2 separate regions of the Mus musculus genome follow, and region 1 is linked to region 2. The links are chromatin loops, found by intact Hi-C in ENCODE. Cell type or tissue: heart. All regions are shown on one strand.

The links. A loop is a pair of places that touch in the nucleus more often than their neighbours do. Peaks named below come from ENCODE experiments on the same cell type or tissue, not always from the same donor. Only the 100,000 strongest peaks of a DNase experiment are listed, where the experiment ranks them.
Region 1: a loop joins it to region 2, with 2.3 times the contacts of the local background. A loop is called at or near these places in 1 of 42 quality-filtered maps.

What each region holds. Positions count from the first base shown.
Region 1 is chr17:5,974,289-5,976,788 of GRCm38, forward strand. Synj2 (synaptojanin 2) reads left to right here. Exons shown (of 27, transcript NM_001113353.2): 2 at 1,507-1,593. Gm52312 (a long non-coding RNA gene) reads right to left here. Exons shown (of 3, transcript XR_003952387.1): 2 at 1,840-2,072. Among named protein-coding and RNA genes, the nearest start is that of Gm52312, 1.8 kb to the right of the region's middle. In heart, a CTCF peak has its summit at 1,212; a DNase peak (open chromatin) is centred at 1,503; H3K4me3 peaks cover 855 bases; H3K27ac peaks cover 1,613 bases.
Region 2 is chr17:5,797,439-5,799,938 of GRCm38, forward strand. 3300005D01Rik (RIKEN cDNA 3300005D01 gene) reads left to right here and starts at 1,219. Exons shown (of 3, transcript NR_045081.1): 1 at 1,219-1,322. In heart, no CTCF peak of the experiment used is centred here; a DNase peak (open chromatin) is centred at 1,223; H3K27ac peaks cover 743 bases.

The sequences.
Region 1 (2,500 bases), 180 kb after region 2:
TGCTCTTATAACGACTGTTCCCAGCAGTTCCCAGCACCCACATGGTGGCTCACAACCACCCATAACTTCAGTTCCAGGGGTGGCAACACACACACACGTATGTATGTGTATATATATATATATATATATACATACAAGACACACACAATAAAAAAGAACCCTACAATTTTTTTCAATACTTTAATACCTAGAATCCAGTAAAATTGGTGTTCTCTGTCATCTTAGTTTGCTGTTGATTTTTATACCAGCTTTATGGACATGTAATTCACATTCCACATAATTGATCTCAGAAATTATATAGTTCCATGTTTCTTTTAAGCATTTTAGTATTTACAGGATTGTCTTAACCATCATCACAATCTAATTTTAAAGTATTTTGGCCCCCTTTAAAGGAGACCCTATTAAGGCACGCTCCTTCATCCACTCTCAGCCCCCGCCAACCAGGAATCTGCTCGCTACCTCTCAACGTTCACCTGCTCACCAGGAGTACAGTTAGCCTATACACCTGGGCTATTTGTGAGGTCTTTTGTGATTTCTTTTTTTTTCCCCTAGTATAGTGTTGTCACTAGGATTAGGGTTTGTATTTTGTTCTCAGTGCAGTGGTCTACAAAGTAAGTTCCAGGACAGCCAGGGCTATACACCTGGGCTATTTGTGAGGTCTTTTGTGATTTCTTTTTTTTTCCCCCTAGTATAGTGTTGTCACTAGGATTAGGGTTTGTATTTTGTTCTCAGTGCAGTGGTCTACAAAGTGAGTTCCAGGACAGCCAGGGCTACAGAGAAACCCTGTCTTGAAAACCAAAAAAAAAAAGAAAGAAAGAAAGAAAAAAGAAAGAAAGAAAGAAAATGAGAAATGGTCCCTAAGCCTGCTCCCACTGCTGAAGCCCAGGTGCTGCCTACGGCATACCAGCAGGCTTGCTGATGCACCTTCCCTCTTGCTCAGCACTAAGCCAGGCTGGGCCTTTGCTTAGGCGCTAACATTGTTGCTAGTCAACCAGTAAGGAAGGTCCGCAGCTTGGTGGTGCCCGTTTGTCTCCACCCTGAGTCACTCAACCCCTGTGCTCTGATGGCCCCTAGTAAAAGTGTCCTGGGGATCTCCCAGATAGAGCTCCTGTGGCTGACACCTAGGAAGAAAATCCTCGCTTGTGGGTTATGAGACCTCACCCTGTTCCAGTGTGTGCGTGCAAGGAAGAGTGATGTAACAGGCCAGACCCAAAGTGCCTCAGCACCGCTAGGGCTCCCCGCACCTTCTCCAGCTACCCCACCCCCACTCCGTACCCAGGAAGCTTCCAGCATTTCCAGAGAGCCAGCGTTCTGTGGGAAGGTCTAAATCCTTGCTGTGAATCTTGGATCCTAAAACCCATACACATGATGTCTGTGGGCCGAGCTATTGTCTGCGTTTCCTTTTTCGCGTGGGTGTGAGCCAGATTGGCAAGCACAGTGTGAATGAACCAGCATGAACGGAGCCACTCGCTTGCTGATGTCTCTCTGATGTGTTTTCCCCCCCAGCTCCGGAAGAGAAGGAAGTCATTAAAGGACTGTATAGCAAGCTGACGGATGCCTATGGCTGCCTCGGGGAGCTGAGGTTACAATCCGGTGAGTAACTATGGCTCGGCAGTCTGGCCTCCACGCCCACTGTGGGCCGTCCCTGGTGTTAGCCTGGGCAGCCCATCCAGCTAGATAGTCTAGTCTGTGTTAGACACTTTCATTTCTGAAGATGTCACTCTGTATTTTTCAGCCTGTTTCTCTATGGGGAGGAGAGGGTGTGGGCAGGAACTTGATAATCGCCAATCTCGGGCAGAGAAGGGCATGACTTCCAGCCCTGGGTGCCAGGAAGTTTACCTGTGTTGTTGCTTTCCCAGCCTAAGTTTTTCCGAGGTGGTCGGGGCTTCTGCTATGGTGATGTGTGTGGTTTTCAGGCATCTGCCACCGTCTTAGGTTTGCCCGGTCAGTAGACCTGGACCAGGGCTTAAACCATGACCTGAAGCAGCATCGCTGGACATCCCAGGTGTATCAGAGAGGAAGGGCGGGCCTGGGGGGTTGGTGGCCAGGAGAGAAAGAAAAGCTGCGACACTCTGTGTGGGAGTGAGAGAGAGAAGGGAACTGTGTCCAAATGGGTCTGACGACAGAGAGAACACACAGGAAGAAGTAGGCAGCTCTGCTTGCCCTGAGCCAGTGGCGGCCACCTCTGCAAGAGCTCTGCAGCCACCTTCTGCTTCCTCCCAGCGAGGAGAGCCTGATAGGGCAGTCCCACCTATCATGAAAGGCCAGGTTGTGGAGTCCACTGGCCTTTCCAGCCAAGGCCAGGGCACAGGTCACTTTCCTGATGGGAACGGCTGGGAAATTTCCAACTTCAGGCCTTGGGGGCTTTTCCTGAACTGGGCAGGTTAAAACTGTGCAGCACAGAGCCTCTGTTTGGACAAGGTTTCAGGGCTGGCCAAACAGCGTTGATATGCTTGCCAATACTTTTCTGGGCCGTTTCTGTGGCGGCATGTTTTTTCCC
Region 2 (2,500 bases):
GTTCTGATGAAGACCATGGCCAAAAACCACTCTGGAGGGGGGAAAAGGTCAACTGTAGTCTGTCTTACAGGTTAGAGTTCAGCGTGAAGGAAGTCACAGCAGGCGCTCAGGGCAGGAAGCTGGAGGCAGGAACTGAAACAGAAAGACCATGGCTTGCTTACATAGCTTGCTTTCCTATACAGCCAGGACCACCAGTGCAGGGTGGCAGCGTCCACAACCCACAATGGGCAGCCCTTCCCCAAACCCACCATTGACCATTAATCAAGAAAATGTCCCACAGACATGCCTACAGGACAATCAAATGAGGCATTTACACACACACACACACACACACACACACACAAACACACACACACACACACACACACACACTTAACCTCTATGCTGTCTTGGTTCCTACCTACACAGCTATCCTGGTAAAGTAGCCTCTGAACTAAGTTTTATAAAGGCCAATTTAGGCCAGGCATGGTGATGTATGCCTTTAATCCCAGCATTCAGGAGGCAGAGGTAGGCTTATTTTTATGAGTTTGAGGCCAGCCTGATCTACAAAGTGAGTTCTAGGACAGCCAGGGATACAGAGAAACCCTGTCTCAAACAAACAAACAACAAACAAACAAAACATCCAAATCAGTGAAGGAGTGAATGGTCTTGGCTGCATGGCGTGAAAGGATTCCAAGTCCACAGAACAGCACTAGCATTGGAGTTCTGAAACTGACAGGTCCCTGTGGCAAAAGCTCAGGTCTGAGGACGCTGGTGACAAGAATGCCTTTAAGAAACGGACAGGTGCTAGGTTACCTGCTGAGAAGCACAGATGTCATTTGGAAAGCTAAGAGGAAGTGGCAACATCAGAAATGTGGCTTCCGAACCTTCCTCCCAGCAGTGTGGAGGGAGGATGGATTCAAATTCCGCGGGTCTGAGGAATAGAGAGGGCACTTGGGGCTTCTGGTTGCTGAGCCAGGCTAGAAGCAGATGGACAAGGAAGGCATCAATGAGTGGCAGAGGTGCGATCCAGGGATGACTCAAAGATTCTGGCCTGTGTCACCAGGCAGAGGGTGACATCATTTACCCTCAGTGAGCTTCAGTGGTGAGTCTGCAGCTTATTAGTGCTGTGCTATCACCAATTAGGTGTTGAGCACTCAGGGGCTGCAGCCACTCAAGCATGGACAAGGAAGTGATAAAGAATGAGCCGGGAGGGGCCGCCATGCAGCAGGAAGCTGCACGTGGGTGACTGGAGTTCCTGATGAGGAAGTGATAAAGAGCGAGCGAGCTAGCAGGGGCCGCCATGCAGCAGCAAGCTGCACATGCACAACTGGAGTTCAAAGGTGAGATGGGCACTAGAAGTACGGATCCCGGACACGTGGATTTAGAGAAAGGAGAACAGAAAACCAGAAAAAATCCTGTCCGTGTCCTGAGAGACACCATCGGTAAGGGACTGATAGAGGAACAAAAGTTTGGAAGAGCTGTCAAAGACAAAACAAAATGGTAGAATTGTATAGTATTAAAAATCGGGTAGTGGGAGGGCAGTCCTGCTCCCTGAGAAGTCAAACAGAATAAGGACTGAAACTTAGCTGTCATATGTATCAAAAGAATGAGCAGTGGCACCACTGGCTGGCAGGACCCCTGAGATCCGTGAGTGAAATGCCGCTGAATTCTAGGAAAGATGGGGCCAAGCAACGAGCCCAGCTGCTGTGCTGAAAATGACCCAAATAGTCTCCAGAGGACCCGAATTGATGGTTCAGGAAGTCTGTAAGCTGGTTAATGACATAGCCATTATTACAAGTTAGATGACATAAATTTACAAAATGGATAAGTTATGCTAAAAAGAAGGGTAATAAACAAGCTAGTTATGTCACTTATTAAGTATGATTTCTTATTACTGATGCTGCCCAGGTCATTCACATACTTTCTAGCTGTGTATAGGGAATGCTATATAACCATGAGCTACTGGGCAGCTTCCTGACTCACTCGTTGATACGGGGAAGGCTCAAAAATGGCTTTGGTAAGAGTGTTCATTCCATGAGAATCAGCAAATGTACAGTCCAGAGTCCTTTCTTTCCAGACATCTGGCTCTCGGTGCCAGGATACCACTGAAATGGAGTCACAGGATGACACCGTCCCCACCCACTCCCACCCCAACCCTGTCCTCCCCATGGGACGTAGCCAACAATTCAAGTCTGGCCCACAGTAGTACTGGTCATAATCTGTCTGTCAACGCTGATCGTGGGTAGGTCGAGCAGAGATCGTTCGTTCTCTACTTGGCGTGCTGGTGTTGTGGCTCTAAAGAACTGCCTAGGTATGGGATCCAGCTTTGTGTCACAGAGGAAATGGATTCCAGCTTCCTGGCTTGACACTGAGGGCTGGACCCTAGGCCCAGAAGAAATCCAGAGCTGGATTAGAAGTCTAGCTGGTAGCTGGTCGCCTATACTGCACTTGGATGAGGGCGAAAGGCAGCAGGAGAGGCACTCAGTGCCCCATTCCCAGACGAGGAGGGCTTCTCTCA